2 separate regions of the Homo sapiens genome follow, and region 1 is linked to region 2. The links are chromatin loops, found by intact Hi-C in ENCODE. Cell type or tissue: B cell. All regions are shown on one strand. Links, peaks and the distances in the headings refer to the core of each region. The heading gives the core; the rest is flanking DNA. Region 1 overlaps LOC124903334 (a long non-coding RNA gene). Region 2 overlaps RAD51B (RAD51 paralog B).

Region 1 (9,989 bases), core at 2,686-5,185, 100 kb after region 2:
CAGGCCGGATTTGACCAGTCGGCCATGGTTTGCTTACCCCTGCTTTAGCTTATGGGGGGTGCCCCGCAAGCACTTGGGAAATTAATTTGTTGAAGATAGGTGAGTAGAGGCCTCTGATAGTCCAGATCCTCGGTTTTAGCTCTGTTTACACAGGACCAGGTTCTGTGTTCTTGCCACTGAGTCACAGCTGCAAGACCCTCACCTCCCCCTAGCCCCACTCCCCCAGCTTTGAGTGATCCCAGGCTCCTTCAAGCCCACTGCTGAGTGGGGAGCAGTTTCTGTGCCTTCCAGGATCTGTCTCCCCTACTGCCACTCCCCATCCAGGGCTTTTTCCCTCCATCCTGAGTTTGTGGGACACACAATTTGTAATCTCCTTAAAACTGAAGAAGTGAGGTCTCTGATTCATGCAGATTAAAATCAGCTGCAACCTATTAATGGCCCAGGGCCCAAGACAGATTTTAGGAAACAAAAACACTGGACCAAATTAGACTGAGCCGGCCTCTGTCTCCAGGGAAGGGAGGTAGAGTAGGAGGCTGGGGGCGGGGGAGTGGCCATGTGGTTTTCATTACTTTGGATTCTCTTCCTGAAGCGAAGTCACCCAACACAAAGTGTATGGAGCGCCAAGGCAGCGGCCAGCCTCTGGAGCCCGGCTCTCCCTGGTAGAAGCCCTGGGTCCTGTTGGGGGGCTCTGGCTGGTTGTGTGTCTGTAATTAACAGGTTTCAAAGTGGTTATTTTGGAAAAGAGAATTTCAGTGGCGCGTCAAAATCCTTTCATCAGCCATCAGCTGCCGTCCCGAGGCCTTCAGCAAGGCCTGAGCCACTTAAGGCTTCTGAGAGCTTTAAATTCCCAGGGTCCTGTTTGAGAATGTGGAGGCTTTTGCCATGGGTTTTATTGGGCTGATGGTTGCCATGATTTTCATTATGTTATTTGGTTCCTGGGATCATAAAAATGTTTGCCTCTTCCTATAGTACCTAGGATCATTGAAAAGAAAAGGGATAAAAAAGCCCCTGCATTTGTAGCTGCTACATAGCATACAAACCATGGCTTCCTTGAGGGAAAAGGGCCAGCTCTGGCTCTGGGCTAGGGAAAATCATCAAACTGGAAGGGACAGGACAAGCAGCCACACCCAGTCTCCACCTCCCTCCCATCCAAGGACACTGAGGCCCAGAGAGATGCTCATCTAAAGCTGGTCTGGAATCCTGGTCCCACTCTCGGTCAGGTGCTCTTTCTCTCCCTGGTGACTTGAGGCTGTGAGTAGAGTTGGGAAAGGTAAAGGAGTCTGAATTCTGCTGAACTAGTGCTTTGGGACACCTCTAGGAGTGGAAGAAATGGTCAGATTTACAGGCAGCATAAAGTGAAATGCTGAAGTGGACAGAGGAATGATCCGGGCCAGCCTGGGCATTCTCATGGCCTACAGGACAGAGCGCTTCTCTGAGGCTGGAAGGGTTACTGCAGCCTTCACTTGGCACCCACAGCCCTGAGACATGGAAAGAAGGGAAACAGGTACCAAATCCCACAAGCCTCAGAGATGATTTCTCACTGCTTTGAATATGAAACCTCTGAAATCTGGTCAAGCTCCCAGAATCACCCTAGGGGGTGACAGGAATTTTGGTTAAGCCCGTATTATCTGATAAGTGGAACACTAACCTGGCTTTACTTCCTATTTTGATGATGGCTACCTTCCAGAACCTTCTTTCATGGAAAACATGAAAAATATTCTGGGAGAATTGCTATTAAATAACCTCTGCTGTTTAAAAACAAGGCCAGACCAGCAGACCTTGCTCTCAGCAGGACACATGTAAGAACTAGTCTACAATAAAGAAGCTATTAAGGCGTGTTCAGAGAATTAGAGAGTGTTGGAGCTGAGAGGGAAATTGGAGTTCAGCTAGGCCAGGCTTTCATTTTACAGATAGGGAAACTGAGGCCTCAGGGCATATCCAAAGTGATCTAGGGGGCATAGGGAGTCCAGGATTTGCTTGACTATCTCATTCTTCACAAGGCCACTGTTCCCCTTTTGGGTTGATATTGTAATTCATTCATTCATTCATTCATTCATTCAGTTTTTACTACCTCCTATGTGTCAGATGCTTCTAGGCACTGCTAATTTTGTTTCTTTGAAGTTTCTAGAGGTGGAATAAAACAGACACATTTCTGTGGACTACATTAAAGAAGGAAAGGACTTTTCCCCCCAAAATCTAGGTTTGGGGAAAGTCTGGTGACTTTTGTGAGCCTGGGGCATCTTTGGGAAACGCCTGCCCTCTTGAGTGTGCCTTTCAGATGAGTGCGAAATATCATTGTCAGATAAAGGGGTGACTTGCCTAGGCTGCCCCCACTTGCAGTGACCCCCACTCCCAACAGCCACCTGGCAGTGTGGCCCAAAGGAATCTGGAAGTGAACATCAGCAGAGATTCTCTGGATCCAAATTTGAGTGAGGGCTGGCGGGAACCCAGACTAGCTGGAGGCTGCAGATTGCATGGGTCTCTCCGTCTGTTTCTCATCATTCTCCTCCTACGGTTTGCTTGTCAGTCCTTTGCTCTTGTTTACCTCTATGTGGATAATTCCTCGATTATAAATCAGAGAACTTGGCACTGAGTTCTGGATTATCTGTGATCTTTAACTTTCCCAGGGCAAAAGAAATTAAACCAGCAAATCTCTTTGTTTCTCATGGTTCAGCATCCAAATCATGGAAGTGCGGGTCTGTGTAGAGTGAGACAGCCTAAGCCCACCTCTGCCCTGGCCCCCACACTCTAGGTGAGCAGTCATGCATGCATGCATTCATTTATTCACTCAACAAATATTCAGTGAGCACCCATGTGGCAGCCTCTCTTCTAGAAACTGGAGATACAGGGTTAAAAAAAGGACACTGTTCCTTCTTACCCTGTTTGCATCTTAGTATGGATGACAGTAAGCAAACAAACCAACAAACATACATACTAGTGATAAATGCCTTGAGAAAGGAAGCAGGTTAAGAGATGGCAGTGAGGGGTGCACTATTTTACACACAGTGGGGTCAGGAAGACCTCTCTGAAGAGGTGACATTTGAGCAGAGATTGGATGAAGAGAGAGTAAGCAATGTTCAATCCAGAAAGAACATTTCAAGCAGAAGGAATAGCAAGTGCAAAGGCCTGGAATAGGAACAAGTGTGATGTGTTTGGGGAACAGTAAGGAAGCCAGAGACTGGAGTAGAGTGAAAAAAGGGGACAACTGTGATACATTAGGTCAGAGCAGTGGGCAGGGGCCAGCCATGGAAGTGGTGACTTTGGGTTTTGTTCTGAGCTTCACAGGATGTCCTTGGAGGTTTTGGAGGAGAGTGATGCAGCAAAGATGAACATTCAGAGGCTATAGAGAGGCTCATGGAACAACAATGGGCCAGCTTGGGTTAAACACTGGCATTCAGACACATGGCAATGGTAGCTGCACCTCATGGGTGGTGCTTCCAGTGGGAACTGTTGAGAGCTACATGTTTCGACAGGGTGAGGCTGGGCCTGGGAGCTCACTACCTCTACCAATTAGTGTTAAGCCCAGAAAAAGGAAATGCTGCAGTTTAAATTGTAGGGTTGGAACCTGTGAGTCATATAAGCCCCAGCCAAATGGGCCATGGTGGGCTCTGGGAAGTTACTGGTGCAGGGTCTGAAGCCCCCAGCTGGGCTGTTTGGCCACCCATGGGGGCTTCCAGACACATTCGGAAGAAGCAGACTCAAATACAGACCCCACCTTTGGGGTCTGGCTTTATTTTTGGCTGACTGTATACTGTCTGGTCAGTTTCCTTCCCAGTGTCTTTTACTTTGGAAAAGGCAGGCCACCTCACAGGGGAGCAGAGAGAAAGGGGGAAACACATGGATTTGGGGCTCAATCAGCCCCACAACACAACCCTCACCTCATCACTTCGCTGGCTTTTGGAAAAGCTACTGAACCTCCCAGAGCTGCCAGCCACATGTGGCTGTTCACATTTAAATCAATTTAAGTGAAATAAAATTTTAAAATTTTGTTCCTCAGTTTCACTTACCACATTTCAAGGGCTGAATAGCAACATGGGGCTTGTGGCTATCTATTGGACGTGAGATGTAGAAGATTTCCCTTATGGCAGGAAGCTCTGTTGAACAGTTTCATTTCTTTAAAAAGGAAGCAATCCACGAGAACTGAACAAGTTAACACACACAAAGCACAAGGTGTTTGCCTGTCTCACTACAGGTGCTCAGCAAACGGTGGTCACTGTGATTGATCATGTGAATCTCCATCCTCGCTCTGCTACTGACTAGCTATGTGGCAAGTCATTCAACGTCTCTGAGCCTCTGTTTTCTGATATGTAAAATGGGAATAAAAATTACCGCGGAGCACATTTCCACAGCATAACATGATCCTTTTTTTCTTAGTTCTCTCTGGACCCATGAGAACTTCCTTACCAACCCTCAGCTGACCTATCTAGACCAGAGCTTGGAAACTCCAGTCTTGCAGCACTTAGCAGGAAGCAGGACCTACTGTGGCCCAATAATGCAGTCTGGAGATTTTGGCCATTTTGAAGGGTTTGACCATGGCTAGTGGTATGGAGTTCCAATGAAACAAGTGGACAAATCTGATCAAGAAAAATAATCATTTGACTCAAATCAGATATTTACCCTGCTCTGACGCTCTGAAAGACATCATGCCTTGGGTTCCCCAGCTCCAGGCCCCGGCTTCCCTGGCTAAAAGTTCCTCCTGTGGGCGCGGCTCTCAGAGAGGGGCTCCCAGGCAGCCCTTCTAGTATCTCAGCCTCGAATCAGTCTTCCATTTTCCACTTGGGGTTTTTGTTGTTGCTTAAACGTTTATTAACTGCAGGCATTTGGCGGGTGGAAGTTGGGATTTGCCTGGGGCTGGAAGGAAGTTATTTGCCAGGCCAGGATAAGGTGTGGTTTCAGAGTTGAAACTGGAATCCCCTTCACCTGCTTAATGCATTTCAGGGGAGATTTGTTTTCAACTCCCAAATTACCTGCTAGGAATTCTAGACCTGAGATCCTATCTCACTGGCTGTTTTCTTTCATTTCCGATAAGAAATACAAAGAAAAAAGAGTGAAAGGCTCAAACACGACATTCTTGCACTCTCTTAAATAAAATTACATACAGTGAGTGATTTTCTTCCCTGTCTTCTACAAAGCAGGTAATGGGAGGGCCTGACCTAGCCCAGAAAACCTCTGCTCCTGGGGAGGTGTGCCTGGGAGCTGCAGAGAGCAGGTGATACTAAAGATATTTCTTATGTGCTTGTTGGCCATTTGTGTATCTTATTGGAATATAATTTATTTTCAAATATTAATTTTATGTCCAGCAATCTTACTAACCTTTCCTTTAGTTTAATAATTTATTTTTAATTTTGGGGGTATTTTCTATGTACAAATCATACAAAGGTTATGGGGAGTGTTAAAACTCATAAGGGAGTCTCCAGTAATCTCAAGTTCAGAAGAAACAGAGCTAGAAGGACCTGTGTCCAAGCTTGTGGAGGGTAAGTGAGCAAGAAGTTGCCTAAATGATGGTCTAACTATGAGCAACGGGACAAAGATAGACAGCAAAGACATTTCAGACATATGGACCAATAATTTCTTTTCTTCCTTTCTTCTTCTTCTTCTTTTTTTTTTTTTTTTTTTTAGAGAGATAGGGTCTCCCTCTGTCATCCAGGCTGGAGTGCAGTGGTGCAATCACAATTCACTGTAGCCTCAACCTCCTGGGATTAAGTGATCTTTCAGCCTCAGTCTCTCAAGTTGCTAGGACTACAGGTGTGCACCACCATTCCTGGCTTTTTTTTTTTTCTTTTAGAGATGGGGTCTCGCTATGTTGCCCAGGCTTGTTTTAAACTCCTGGCCTCAAATGATCATCTCACCTCAGCCTCCCAAAGTGATGGGATTACAGGTATGAGCCACCCAGGTGAACCAATTTCTTTCTTTCTTTCTTTCTTTTCTTTTCTTTTTTTTTTTTTTTTTGAGACAGAGTCTCACTCTGTCGCCCAGGCTGGAGTGCTGGAGTGCAGTGGCATGATCTCGGCTCACTGCAAGCTCTGCCTCCCAGGTTCATGCCATTCTCCTGCCTCAGCCTCCCGAGTAGCTGGGACCACAGGCACCCACCACCATGCCCGGGTAATTTTTTGTATTTTTAGTAGAGACGGGGTTTCACCATGTTAGCCAGGATGGTCTCGATCTCCTGACCTTGTGGTCCGCCCACCTCGGCCTCCCAAAGTGCTAGGATTACGGGCGTGAGCCACCACGCCCTGCCCGGAAGCTGGACCCATTTCTTTAGGCTGGCAACTCAAGTGATTATTGTTGTTTTAAGCCACTAGGTTTTAGGATACTTTGCTATACAGCAATAGATAATTAAATAATTTACCATATTAAAAACTAAAACCAAAAATAATATTTGTTCATTTAATATTTATTCATTGTTAATGAATAAATTAACATTTAGTAATTTATTAAAATGCATATATTCATTAATCCATTTAAACGTTAAAAATAACATTTTATTATAAAAATAACTTTTTTAAAAAATCCAAGTGAGAAGAGTGACAGTGTTTTACATTTTTGCAAATCTCTTGACTGTCCGGCTTAATAGAAGACAGCTGGATTCTCATATCGGCTTCTGCATTCAATCAGCTGTGATAATGTTGTTTTGGATAAAGTATGCGAAGGAAACCCAGCCTCACGTAGTTATTTTGTTGGAAAAGGGAGGAATATTTTAATAGTCTTTTCAGATAATTGTGAATATTCTTCTTTGACATTATACCAAAACTCAACCAATAGTAGATTACTAAGGTTAGTTGCAATGTGGAATCTGAAACTATATCAATGAACTTTTTGTGCTCAGTTATGTTAAAATTCAGTTATCTGGCTTGTACTCTGAATAGATCTTTTGCTCATGCATGATTTTGAAATAATATGCATGGGTCATTTGGAAAATATTGCTTCACTAAGTCATGCAGATTTTTCAAATTTGATATATTTCTTGATGAAAACTAAAAGTTCTTATTTGTTAATATCACTGATCTCATCAAAAACCTCTGTAAGTGTTGGGAAGGTGTTAAGTTCACTATGGCAGATACAGGTTTCTAAAAATTCTAATTTTTGCTTTATACTTCTATTTTGGCAGAAAATACTGTTAATTATTGTCTTTCTTGAAGTGATGAGCTCAGTTTGTTCATTTTTGAGAAAATGCCTGTCAAATAACCAAATCTGAATAACTATGGTTATTTGGTCCTTTTGAGTAAACATTGTGTTCCATGAAAGTGACTAGTGCAGATCACAACTCAGGACACTCACACAAGTGCTTTTCCTCCAGATGACCATCATACTTCAGGATGCACCAGAAATGCTTGATACTTTGTTTCCAAGTCATCACACAAAGAAAAGAAAGGGAAGGGAAGGGAAGGAAAGGAAAGGGAAGGGGAAGGGGAAGGGAGGCAGAGAGGGGAGAGGAGGGGAGGAGAGAAAAAGTACCTTTTGGGCAAGGTTTTATAAAATTAATAATTTTTACTGTCTAATTTAGGACATTCTTTGGTGAAACTGGCATTTATTCCCCCTGTAAGTTTGTAGCAGTGAAGAATGCCGTGACTGCCAGCATAGTCTAGCACCAGCAATTTTACCCAGATGTCAACACAGTGAAGAAGGCAAATAACATCTTGGTATTATTATGAAATATTATCAAAATTATGAAAATAATTTTGAGCTTGCAGACACCCTGATAGGGTCTCAGGGATCCCAGGGGACTGCAGACCTCACTTGGAGAATCAGTGCTTTAGGGAGATGGCTGTCATTCTGCTACTTGTAGCATTTACAGGTAAATGTGCTACATGCTAAGACGTATATGTACCAGGTCTTTGTGCAAAATTGTAATCACCACCATTTATTGCATAAACTAGAAAACATATCATTAGGTATCAGCTTATTCTTGTAGATGGACTAGATATGAGAAAGGCGTTTTATTTAAGGGAGATATTTTTATGCTTTTATTTGTCCCACTTGTCAAAGGTATATGGATATTGGTGAGGAAGCTAGGCTCTAAGCCATTTCTGAAACTATCAGTGTTGAATAAATAAGGTACATAAGGAAGCTAACACTTGCACCCCTTCCTTTGTAACTCTTCTACCGCCTTGATCTAGTGAGCCCTGAAAGCTCAGTGGGCTGAGGAAAACATCCTTTTTAGAGTAGCAGGGTGCCCTCAACTCCAGTCTAGAAGTGGGCAAAGTTCTCACGTTGGCAGTACCTGCAGTGTGGGACAAGAGAAGCAGCTGGCCCAGAAGGCAGCGTTTGTTCAAATGGTCATGGCACCTGTGAGCATTGTATTGCCGTGGAAGAGCTCAAGTCATTGCCTCTGCTAAAGTGCCTCTGAATTCCTACACAGTGAACTTAGAGCACAACAGGGCGGGAACATGGTTGTTTTCCATTCTTGTTCAGCTAGGCTTACACATCCTCTCACTCCCAAAAGGCAGAGTAGGCTTGCACCCCACACCTGACTGGGCTCAGCTCTTTGGCAAGTGATTGCGTAGCTGTTCTGCCTGTGACTGCAGGCCCCGGTCTGCAGGCGGGAAACAACAGGCAGTTGTGTCCTGAGCCCTGGGAACTGGAGATCTTTCCACATCTGTTCGCCTAGTCGGGGGGCGGGAGGAAATCACCAGAACCTTCAAACATGGGGCCAGAGCAGGGAGACAAAGGGGAAGCCTTAAGCCGATGGTGACCCCAGGTCATATGAGCCCCCCCCCCAGGCCTCCCCCATCCACTTTCATCCCCTCAGGTCCCCGACACTCAGCCTTTTCATCCTTCTCCAGGTCAGCAGGATCAGGTTAATGTGACTTGACCAGAAAGCTTATCAAATGAAGGCAGAGACAGGTGTTTGAAACCCCTTCCCTGCTGAAAGCTGGGTTGAACAAGGTTAGCAGCGTAGCTGAGGCCAACATCCTACACTAATTGCATTTTCTTTCTTGGAGCTCCTTCTCTTCCCCTTCTTTGTTCTCTGGCTTGGAACCCCTCAAGGTCTCCGAGAGCCAGTAACCAAAACAAACCATTCAAAAAACGAAGGATTTAGGGAAAAAAAATTAGGGGATGTGACATTCTGGACCAAACAGTGGCCCTTCTATGCCAGAGCCTAGGAACCAGCATTTGGAGGCATCCGGCCACTTCCACCCAGTGGGCATGCTGAAATCAGTTACTATGGGCTTATCAGAACTGATTGCACAAACCTTTTCCCAACTTCACAATCATGATGTCATATTTGTAGCTTGAGTTGACCAAGGTGGGAATATTTATACCACAGAAATCAGCAAGCTACAAACCAGGCTTTTCCACCTCCAGAGCCAGTTGTTAAACATTTACCGGCACACCAGTGCCTCCACTGTGGCTATTGTCACTCAAAGTATGATTCTCAGACCAATTACATAGGAATTTCCTAGAGATCAGAAATGAGGTGGGGCAGGAGGGTTGTTATTTAACATGCAGATTTCCTGGCCAACCTGAATTAACTGAATCAGATTCTCTGGAGGTAGAGCCTGGGGAAATGCTTTTTAGCAAGTCCCTGAGGTTATTAATAAATTCAATAAAGTTTGAGACTTCAGCCTTAGGGAATAGGAGAAAAGAGTGGGCGTGCATCTGACTCTTGGCATCTGGAAGGAACAGCTGGCTTCAGTCCCAGTTGGCCTAAGAATGGACAGCTGTTTTCTCTCGAGATAGAAACTTCATGACAGGAAAAGAGGTGGGAATTTTGGGGTCTCAGCTACCCACTGACAACACGACTGGTTCTGCCTTGGATCTCAGGATGAATCCATTTTCCAACTTGAGACTTTGACCCAAGACAGCATGAGCAAATGCCCAGATGTATGTAGAACGTGGAGAAAGTCACCGTCATTTGCACCATTGGTGGGACCAGTGGAGCCCAGGGAAAGCCCAGAGTCAGTTTTCTGTATTAGATTGCCCAGGACAGCATTTTTCTTTCAGATTTGTCTAGACATTTTCAGGATCTTTCCCAATCAGGCATGATT
Region 2 (9,989 bases), core at 3,492-5,991:
TTTTCTTAAAAGCCAGTAGGCAGATTCCTCCTACTTTAAATTTCCCATCAACAGCATTAACAATCATTTATGCCAGCCCTCTCACAGGAATGCTTGAAAGTCAAAAGACATAAGAGACCACTAAGTTTTCTAGTTTAAAATAAGGTCACAACTTTATAGTAACTTACAGTTTCCCTACCTCCCTCTCTCAAGTGATTCTATCACTGCAATCACCCTTCAATTGCTTTCCTATACTTGAGGCCCTATTAAGTAAACTATCTTTCCAATCCTTGCCAGATTTTTAATTCTACAACCAGAGAGGATCAGTTCCAGGCCACCTGACTTGCGTGAATCCAGCTGCTGGGCCAGTTGAGTGAGATTAAGTAACTTGCTGAGCCAGAGTATGTGCTGTCTTTCTGGAAACCCCTTGCCCTGGGTTATCACTGTACATCAGAACAGAGGAAGCCGAGTATGGAGCCTGAGTGACATGCAGAGCTCAGATGAGTGATAAGATCCTCATGACACACTTCCATCGGTATCCTCCCAGAGATGGGCCTTTGAGCTCTCAAGACTCTTGTGGGCTGGCAGAATAACACGTTATTTGACATGAGAGACATGATAAGCCCAGAGAAAGCTAATTGGAGTAGTGGTTAAAACTCAGTTGGCCTGGTTTCGAACCCTGGCTGTGTCAGTAACTAACCATGTGAACTGGAGTGACTTAGTTTCTCATAGCCTCATTCTGTCAATAGGGATGTTAATATTACTCACTTCATAGGATTGTTGTAAGGATCAAAAGAGATGTAGCTAAGATATGAAGCTCAGCAAGATTTAAGCTTACATAGTGCCTAGCACATAGTACCTTAAAAAATATTGCCTTTCCACCTTGGGCAACATAGTGAGACCCTGTCTCTACAGAAAAATAAAAATAAGTTAGCCAATCATTGTGGCATGTGCCTGTGGTCCCAGCTACTCGGTAGGCTGAGGTGGGAGGATTGCTTGAGCATGGGAATTCAAGGTTACAGTGGGCTATGATCATACTACTGCATTCCAGCCTGGGCAATAAGGGAGACCCTTTCTCTAAAAAAAAATTTAAAAATTGCCTTTCATTATCATTAACTTTCAAGGCCTTGCTGTTATTACTTTTATGGTGGATTAATATTTGTAAGAACTCCTAAAAATACAAATGGATATTTTTAAAGTCTATAGTAGACTACAGTCAAGCTTGCTCACTCAGGGTTTCCTTTGGAAACTTTTCTGTGGTCATCTGTACTCATGGCCCTTACTTAAGACTTGGGTTTACCTGTCCAGAAAACAACCAAATACATGGGTACTTTTTTATACTATTCTTATTGTTTTAGCGACGCGGAGTCCTTTAAATAGTTGCTCCTGGCCCAAATGTGGCTCCAATCTCTGAAGACATCCTGTGTCTTCCTTTAGACCCGAGAAACTCCTACAGTTTATCACCAAAAAAAAAAAAAAAAAAAAAAAGTTTGAGTGCTTAACTAGCAACTCCTAATTATTCACATGTAGCTTTTTCTTGACAAACTTTAGAGCTTAGCCTCCCTTGATCCCATCACTTAGCAGGCATCTAAGCAACTAATTTCTAGAGTTTACTTGAAAAATGTAAACCTGTTAATTTTAGCTAAGCAAGATAGAATTAAGGATGTAAATCTGCTGCCAAAACAAGGATACAATATGATTCAAAATTTAGTGGAAATAACTTTTTAATTAGTCATTTAGTCAGTATTATAAGCATCCTCTGTGTCTCAGACCTTGTGTTAAGTAACTCAGGCATGCTGACATACATCAGGCGTGGGTTTGGCCTCTTTATAATATACAGTCATATGTCACTTAACAATGAAGATGGGTTCTGAGAAATGCATCATTAAGCAATTTTGACATTGTGTGAACATCATAGAATGTATTTACACAAACTGAGATGGTATAGCCTACTACAAACCCAGGCTGTATAGTATAGCCCATTGCTCCTAGTCTACAGACCCATTCAGCATGTTGCTGTACTGAATACTATAGGCAATTGGAACACAGTAGTAAGTATTTGTGTATCTAAACACATCTAAACAGAAAAGGTACAATAAAAATGGTAAAAGGATTAAAAATGGTACACCTGTGTAGGGCACTTACTATGACTGCAGCTTATAGGACTGGAGTTGCTCTGGGTCCGTTGGTGAGTGCACCTACTGATGAATGAACATGAAGGCCTAGGACACTGCTGTACACTACTGTAGACTTCATAAACCCCGTATCCTTAGGCTATATTCATTGATAGAGACATTTTTCTTTCTTCAATAATAAATTAACCTTTGATTACTATCACTTTTTTACTTCATAAATGTTTTAATTTTTTAACTTTTTGATCTTGTAATAACATAACTGAAAATACAAACATTGCATAGCTGTTCAAAAACATTTTCTTTATATCCTTATTCTATAATCTTATTTCTGTTTTTTAGATTTTTTTACCTTTTTAAACTTTTTTGTTAAAAATTAAGACACAGACACACACATTAGCCTAGGACTACACAGGATCAATATCATCAATATCACTGTCTTCCACCCGCCCATCTTGTCTCACTGGAAAGTCTTCAGGGGCAATAACACGCATGAAGCTGTCATCTCCTATGATAACAATGCCTTCTTCTGCAATACCTCCTGAAGGATCTTCCTGAGGCTGTTTTACAGTTAACTTCTTAAAATAAGTAGAATATACTCTAAAATCATGATTAAAAAAAGTATAGTAAGTACATAGTACATAAAAGTATAGTAAATACATTAAAAGTATAGTAAATACATAAACTACATAAAAGTATATATAGTAAATACATCAATATAGATATGATAAAAAGTATAGTAAATACATAAAAGTGTAGTAACTACATAACTGGTTTTTGTATTTACTAAACTGGTTATTATAAGTAGAATAGACTCTAAAATATTGATAAAAAGTATAGTAAATACATATAATAAGATCAAGTATTATGTACTATGCATAACTGTATGTGCTATACTTTTATACAGCTGAGATTATAGTAGGTTTATTTACCCTGCATCACCACAAGCATGTGAGTATGCATTGTGCTATGATGTTACCATTGCTGTGACATCACTAGGTGATAGGAATTTATTAGCTGCATGATAATGTTATGGGGCCACTGTCATATTTGCAGTCTGTCATTTGCTGAAACATCATTGTGCAGAGCACGACTCTGTATTAAAGGTGATAAGAAAAGCACACAAATAATATACCACAGGTAGAAAATGATTGTAATATGAGACAGTAAAATAAAGTATTATAGAAGTTTACAGGAGGAAGACATTATTTCTGTGAAGATTAGAGAAATTGGCACATAGGAAGTAGCATTGAAGGCAGAGTAGATTTGGGACATGTGAACATAGGGGAGTTCCAGATGAGGGAGGGACATGGGAAATAAGTGATTAAGTAGGAACACAGTTGTGGGAAATGGAGCAGGGGGAAGAAGTCTGGAAGGGCAGGTGGGCGCAGGGTAGAAAGTCCTTGAATGCCAGTGTTAGGAATTTAGAATTCTCTGAAGACACTTGGGAGCCACTGAAAGGTTTTGAGCCTGCTGGTTGTAAATGGGAGGGTGGTGTGCTTAGGTGTGTGCTTGGAGGAGGTTAATCAGGTAGTAAAACAGAGGGTGGCTTTAGTAGGGAGAAAGCCACAGCAGCACAGACAACAGGCAACTAAAGCAGTCACACCAGGTGAAAGCTAATGTGGGTCTAAGGTTGATTTAGGAGGAATGGAGAGTCAGGAATGGATCTAAGGGTGAGGTAGGAGAAATGAATGGATGGATATAGGTAGGATTTTACAGTTAAATCAGTAAGACCTCTCAATTTATTGCAAGTGAGAAGCATGAGAGAAGGAAACATTTTGAAAATGGAGCTGAGGTTTTAAACCAGATTAACTGGAGGGTCAAAGGAAGGAACAGAGATGGAGTAGATTTATATGGGAAAATATGAGCTTGCTTTGATGATACTGAATTTGCAGTGCTAAAATTTATGATGTAGACTTGCAGTTCTTGTGGTTAAAAGTGGAAGACAAGTGTTGAGACAAGCCAAAGGTTGCGACAAAGGCGTAGAAACCATCCACCTTGTCAAATGGGCTCTCATCCTTTTCAAAGTGGAGCCATGCCATGTAGAGCAGACACTGCAAGCTTGATGGGAATGAGGCATATCTGGCTCAAAAGCATGTTTATTTGTGTGTTTTTAAAAGTGTAAATATTGAACCAACATTTTAAAATCAGGAAATTATACTTAAAAAGCATTGATTTCTGGCTTCCGTTTTAAAAATCAAAATTGCGCTTTAAAGTTAGCGCAATTAAAAAATCATATCACTATGATTTTTAAAAATCAAAAGATGTGATTATAAAAGTTTTTTACAATTTTAAAATAAATAAATAAGATGTGACTAACTATGAACTCACATTGCCACATGACAACAGCTAGAGCTGAACAGAGACTGCCCCCTTGAGATCCTGGATGAATTCTCGAACTCACCACAGTACTCACCACTTCCCCTCATCTCCTAAGGCTTTAATTGAAAGTCAGTTACTAAATCTATAGAGAAAAAAAAAATAGGTTAATGGTTGCCAAGAGCTGGAGGTGGGCAGGGAATGAGGTGTTGGGGACTGATGGCCAGTGGGTGTGGGATTTCTTTTTAGGGGTTTGAAATGTTCTAAAGTTAATTGTGGTAATGGCTGAACATCTCTGTGAATATAGAAAAAGCTGCTGAACTGTACACTTGAAATTGGAGGAGGTATGATAGCAAATTATCTCAATAGAGCTGTTTTTCTAAAATGCAAATATAGTTGCTATTGCCCTTGCAGTGTTGATTTTCTTATAGTAGAAAATATTTTTCTATAAGTCTATTTCTATCAAAAAGGGGAAAATGAAAAGTTAGACTGAGAGGGTTGTGAATTTCAAGAGAAATGGTAAAGACTATATCTCTTAGTGGGGGTGAAGAAGTTCTACATGTTAATATGCAAGCACTTGGCCTCTTTACTAATGTACATTATTTTCCTGGATACTGAAAGCATCTGGTATTAGACAAGAAAAAATGTGGTCATGCCCCACTCCCTAAGGTCCACCCACAACTAAGAAGAAAGAGAAAACAAAGGCAGAAAAAGGAAAGGAGTAATCAACATGGTAAAAGGAGAAGCAGAAGAGGCCAGTAGATTGGATGCCAAGGAAGGGGGAAGCTTTATCAACTGCTGACAAGAGGTCAAGGAGGATGAGGCCAGGGAAGTCAGGAGGTCATGGGAGACCATCCAGTGAGGAGGCTGAGAGAGGTGAAGCCAGAGAGAGATGCAGAGGCAGCTGACAAAGTGCTCAGAGTGCATTGTTTAGGAGATAGTATTTAATCTCAGGCATGAAGGACTACTGAAGGCATTTTAAGTAGGGGAATGATGTGATCAGATCGGAACAATCTAGATTATTTGTTTTCACATTAATTTGTGCATATTTTGAATTGTGTGCATAATGAACTGAGGTTACCCCAAATTTTATTCTTTCTTACACTAAATTCTCTTTCAATCTGATATCCCCAGGCTTGTTGAGACCTTGGTTATTGATTTCCATCTCATTCATTCCTGTTCCTGCTTGAACCAGGAAATAGATATATATGGTTGGTGTTATCTGACCCAGGGGTTCTCAACTTCAGCACTGCTGTATTTTGGGCTGGATAATTCTTTGTTGTAGGATGCTGTCCTATGCATTATAAAATGGTTAGCAGCATCACCAGCCTCTACCCTCTAGATGCCAGTAACACTGCGAGTTAGACATTGCCAATAAAATCACCCTCCAGCCAAGAACCACTGAACTACATTTGTCTGTTGCAGCATTTGGGCCCAGGTGCTTAAGGCCATGTGCAGTTAGTAGACCACCCTGAAAGGTGTCTGCCCTGGAAAAAAAAAGACCAATTCCTACTCCACACTGAGGCGTACAAATCAGATGATGTAGTAAGGGGACAACGGATGACACATTCAAGGCCTCATTTTGTTTTAGCTAATTCAGTGGACTTCAACCTCTATGTAGTCTCCTCATAGAAAAAAGATCGCATCTGGAGGCAACAAGGCACACTAAATGTCCAACTGTGCCCTCCTAAGGTTAGGATTCCTGTCATGGCCTAGGGCCAAAGTTGGTTCAGAGGAGGCCTTGGGCACAGGGCACAGGGGTTCAGAGGAGGCCTCGGGCACAGGGCACAGGGGTTCAGAGGAGGCCTTGGGATGTGCTGGACATGATAGTGGGAGCTGGCTTCTATGCAGCAGGACTTGTTGGCTTGCCTTCAAGGGGGAAGGAGCAGGTAGGGAACAGAAAGGGTTTTCTCATGGTGATATCAAGAAGGGTCAGTAAAGCTTTGGAGATGTAAGATGCAATTTGGAGGAGGCTAGGAACTCAGATAGAGTTTACTTCAGACCCTCTTCCTTATAGGAAAGTCTTAGAAGGTAAAGGAATGTTTCTCTTGGAATAGGGATGTCTAAAACAGCTTACCTATGAAATGCTGAGATCTTCTAGATTCCTTTTTTTGCGTTGTGTATACGGGGGGGTGGGAGGACCAGGGAATTTTACATGTATATGCCACCATTTCTATATTGATAGGGAAAATTGAGTTAAGACTCTTGTCTAGCTAAAAATGTCTAACAACTCTATTAAACTAAGACTATTTCATAACTGGTTCTTATTCTGTGGAGTAGCATTATGCCTTAGATATTGAATGGCTAGATTTACTAGTAGCAATGGCTCTGAGCTATCTTGCAATGCAACCTCTTTTTGATATATAACTCTGTTATTATTTGGCCCAGTGGTGGTCACTTTCACCAAGGCTGAAGGAAACCCCTGCTGGTTTTTAGTCTCATATTCCTTAACCCCTCTCCTACTTCACTGATTCCTCAAGTTCTGTGGTAATGAACTGAGCCTCCAAGTACTCTCTGGACTACTGGCAATGAGTAATGTCTGGACTTCATGTGAAATGCCATCTCAAGAAAGGGCATCTGAAAGCGTGCTTTTACCATTTCATTTCAGGCACTTCTGGATCCAGCTGTGTGATAGCCGCACTAGGAAATACCTGGAGTCACAGTGTGAATACCCGGCTGATCCTCCAGTACCTTGATTCAGAGAGAAGACAGGTGGGTGCTTTGACAGTATTCTCTGACTATGAAGGTCGGGGAATGAGATATACCAAGCAATCTGAGCGTCTTCTGAAAATGCTGGCCGCATTGTCTGTCCTGAGCCAGCAGCAGCTATTAGGGCCTAAAGAAACCAGCATTTCTGCTTGTCCCAACAACAGTTATAATAAAGTGGGGAGACAAGTCACACACAGGAAAAAACATAAGAATTGATCCCACAGAGTCAGCATTTCTCTGATATTTGTAAGTGACCAAGGACCACACCTCTAAGGGTATCCAATTCTCTATCTCTAAATGATCATTTCACTTAGATTGTATTTGTTGAGGACTAATTTGTATATGAATTAAATAATGATGATGCTTTTTCTTGAAGTATGTGTACTTTGAAAATCTTAGGCCAGCAGATGCTGCCAAGTGAATAAATTATTCCCCAGATACTAGGTACTTTTACATTAACGCATACACCTGTAGTGTAAAGTACTGAATGATGCTAGAAAGACCTCCAAATGGTTGGTCACTTTCTCAGAGTTCCCTATTTGTGGTTTCTATCCTGGCCAAAACTGAAAATCCTTCCCTTACATCCAGAAAGTTTACTTTCTACCTCCTTTTAAGTCTTCTGTCTTCATTCTTCATTCCAAAGAAAAGGACACCACTGTCTGACCTCTTTGGTAAAGCTTTGGTAAAATGTTTCATAATAAAAAAATTCTTTTTCCTAATGACTAACCTCAACTTTATCCTGCTGTGTGACCAGATTCAATCTAGTTTCTCCTAAAAGCAGGAGGAAGAAGACGGGTGATTATTTTGATTTTTTGGATAGGACAGAATTCAGAAGCCAGATTTGCCCACCTTGCTAAATATATATCAAATCCAGGCCATTTAGATACAGAGGCATGAAATGTCACACTGGTGATCCTTTCTGGAGAAAATGGCAGAAAAGCTGTTGTTGCCTTTACCTGCATTAGGTAAACTGGCTCTTTTTCAAGGAAGCAGGAATCATCAAAAACAGGCGTGAGCTATTGCCTGTTCTAGACATAATTTTCCAAACCAGAGAATTCTTCTTGGTTTGCTTTGGACTATGTAAATAATATTCCAGCTTGGTGATCACGTCAGCCATGTCCTGAGAAGATAGAGCTGCTTGTTTCTATTCAGGGAAACATTCTTGAGTTTTCAGGCCCTGGACTACTCATTACCTCAATGGCACCTTTTCCCTGAAGAGTCTGGTATCCTAGGTTCTGAAGCTGTTATTTCTCTTTTTAGTGGAACACATTCCAAAATATTCCTGGGGAATCTAATGACCTTTGGTAGTAAATCATGTTAAATAGCTGTGTTGCAGCTTTCAGGGATATCATTAAGGATTGTTGAACACACCTATGTAAACTTTATCAGAGGAAGCAAAATTCCTTGTGAATCAATGTTGAGTCATTCGTTTTCATGGATCCTTGATCCCACTCCTTGAAAACTTATAGTTTATCTCTGTTTCAGGTTTTAGATTTTAGAAGCCATTCTTACTGTTACACACGGAATTTATGATTTCATCTATTATATATGGTATCATGGGTTCAAGGCTCCCAAATCCTAGTTTTACTAATTCCAGTTAGAATTTATAAGTGAATAAAGAAATTAGAGCCATATTTTTACTTTTCTTTTGTTTTAATAAATTAACCAGTCAGTGTCAACAGGAAGTAGCTGGTAGGACAAATGCTATTTTTTATGTCTCTTTGGTGACTGGAGGATGTTGGTGGCTCTTGGCTTTTGGCTGATAAGGTCAAATGCAGGCCAGTGGTCATAAGGAGAACCAGGAGCAAAGTGTAGATGGATCAGTGACAGTTCATCAACTCCCATCCCATTAGATGGGTCAGTCATGTTATCTTAATTTACAAAAGACAACTTGTTACTATCATTACTAATCAATAAGAAGCAGACTTAAATGCCTTGGAATCATGTTTTCAAACAATAATTAGAAATTAATGTAAAATATGGCCAGTGTTAAAATGGCCAACCCAGGCAAAGAACATACATTTAATTAATCTATAGAAATATGCATGCCTTTGGGGACCAGTTGTTAAATTTGTGACCTAATAACTAGAATAAAGTTTGATATAGAAAAAACATGTCTCTGTCTAGTGACCTTATCTTGCCTTAGCAGAGGGTGTGCTTAGTGATTCCCTGAGTCTTTCCTGTGGTCTTATTTTATGAAAAACCATAGAAGCCATACGAAGCGAAGGCTTTTCTGGGATATGTGCATAAAACAGTACTTTAAAGCTAACCTTTAAGGTAATTGCACCAAGTAGTACTTTCTTATAACACCATTTAGTAGCAGAACGTGCCTAGATAATTCTAGGGTAGTAAGACCTCTGGGACACCAGCCACTTAGAGAAGATAACAGGTATAGTTTTTTGTTTTTTAGGGTTTTTTTTCCAATGCCCAAGCAGAGGCCACTACACCCAGGGATCAAGGTTATGGGATGAGGATTATATTTTATCCCGTTTCTATGACATTGAGCTCTACACCAGGGCTCTTGAATGTGAGGCTTAGTTTCAGATCACAGGCCTGGAAGGGGGTCAGGTCAAGCTGAGCAGACCTTCAAGCCGATTAACCCAAGAGCTGAATTGTGTTGTCTGAGGGAAGGAGTCCTCCCTGGCTGATTATTTTCTTTACACCCTGGAAACTTTGCAAAATTTTATAACCAAGAAAGAAATCTTATCAGGGCCACAAGCCAAGTTAATTTTCTTGCTTATTCTGCTTCAGTGTTTGCAAAAACTCTCTTAAGAAGCTGGAAAACATTTTCTTTTGGACTAATTTAGCTTTTTTTCCATTTGACTTTTATTTACTCTTTTCCTACTCTGC

Evidence for each region. Peaks named below come from ENCODE experiments on the same cell type or tissue, not always from the same donor. Only the 100,000 strongest peaks of a DNase experiment are listed, where the experiment ranks them.
Region 1: a loop joins it to region 2, with 2.2 times the contacts of the local background. A loop is called at or near these places in 12 of 110 quality-filtered maps.

Annotation. Positions count from the first base shown.
Region 1 is chr14:68,509,847-68,519,835 of GRCh38, forward strand. It overlaps LOC124903334 (a long non-coding RNA gene), which reads right to left. Exons shown (of 3, transcript XR_007064223.1): 3 at 6,461-9,989. It also overlaps a transcript of RAD51B not described here. Among named protein-coding and RNA genes, the nearest start is that of RAD51B-AS1, 170 kb to the right of the region's middle. RefSeq lists an enhancer at 1-2,820. In B cell, for the core only: no CTCF peak of the experiment used is centred there; DNase peaks (open chromatin) are centred at 3,485 and 4,185; H3K4me3 peaks cover 476 bases; H3K27ac peaks cover 2,500 bases.
Region 2 is chr14:68,404,386-68,414,374 of GRCh38, forward strand. RAD51B (RAD51 paralog B) reads left to right here. Exons shown (of 11, transcript NM_133510.4): 9 at 7,039-7,142. Among named protein-coding and RNA genes, the nearest start is that of RAD51B-AS1, 280 kb to the right of the region's middle. In B cell, for the core only: CTCF peaks have their summits at 4,503 (motif pointing left) and 4,704; a DNase peak (open chromatin) is centred at 4,506; H3K27ac peaks cover 2,309 bases.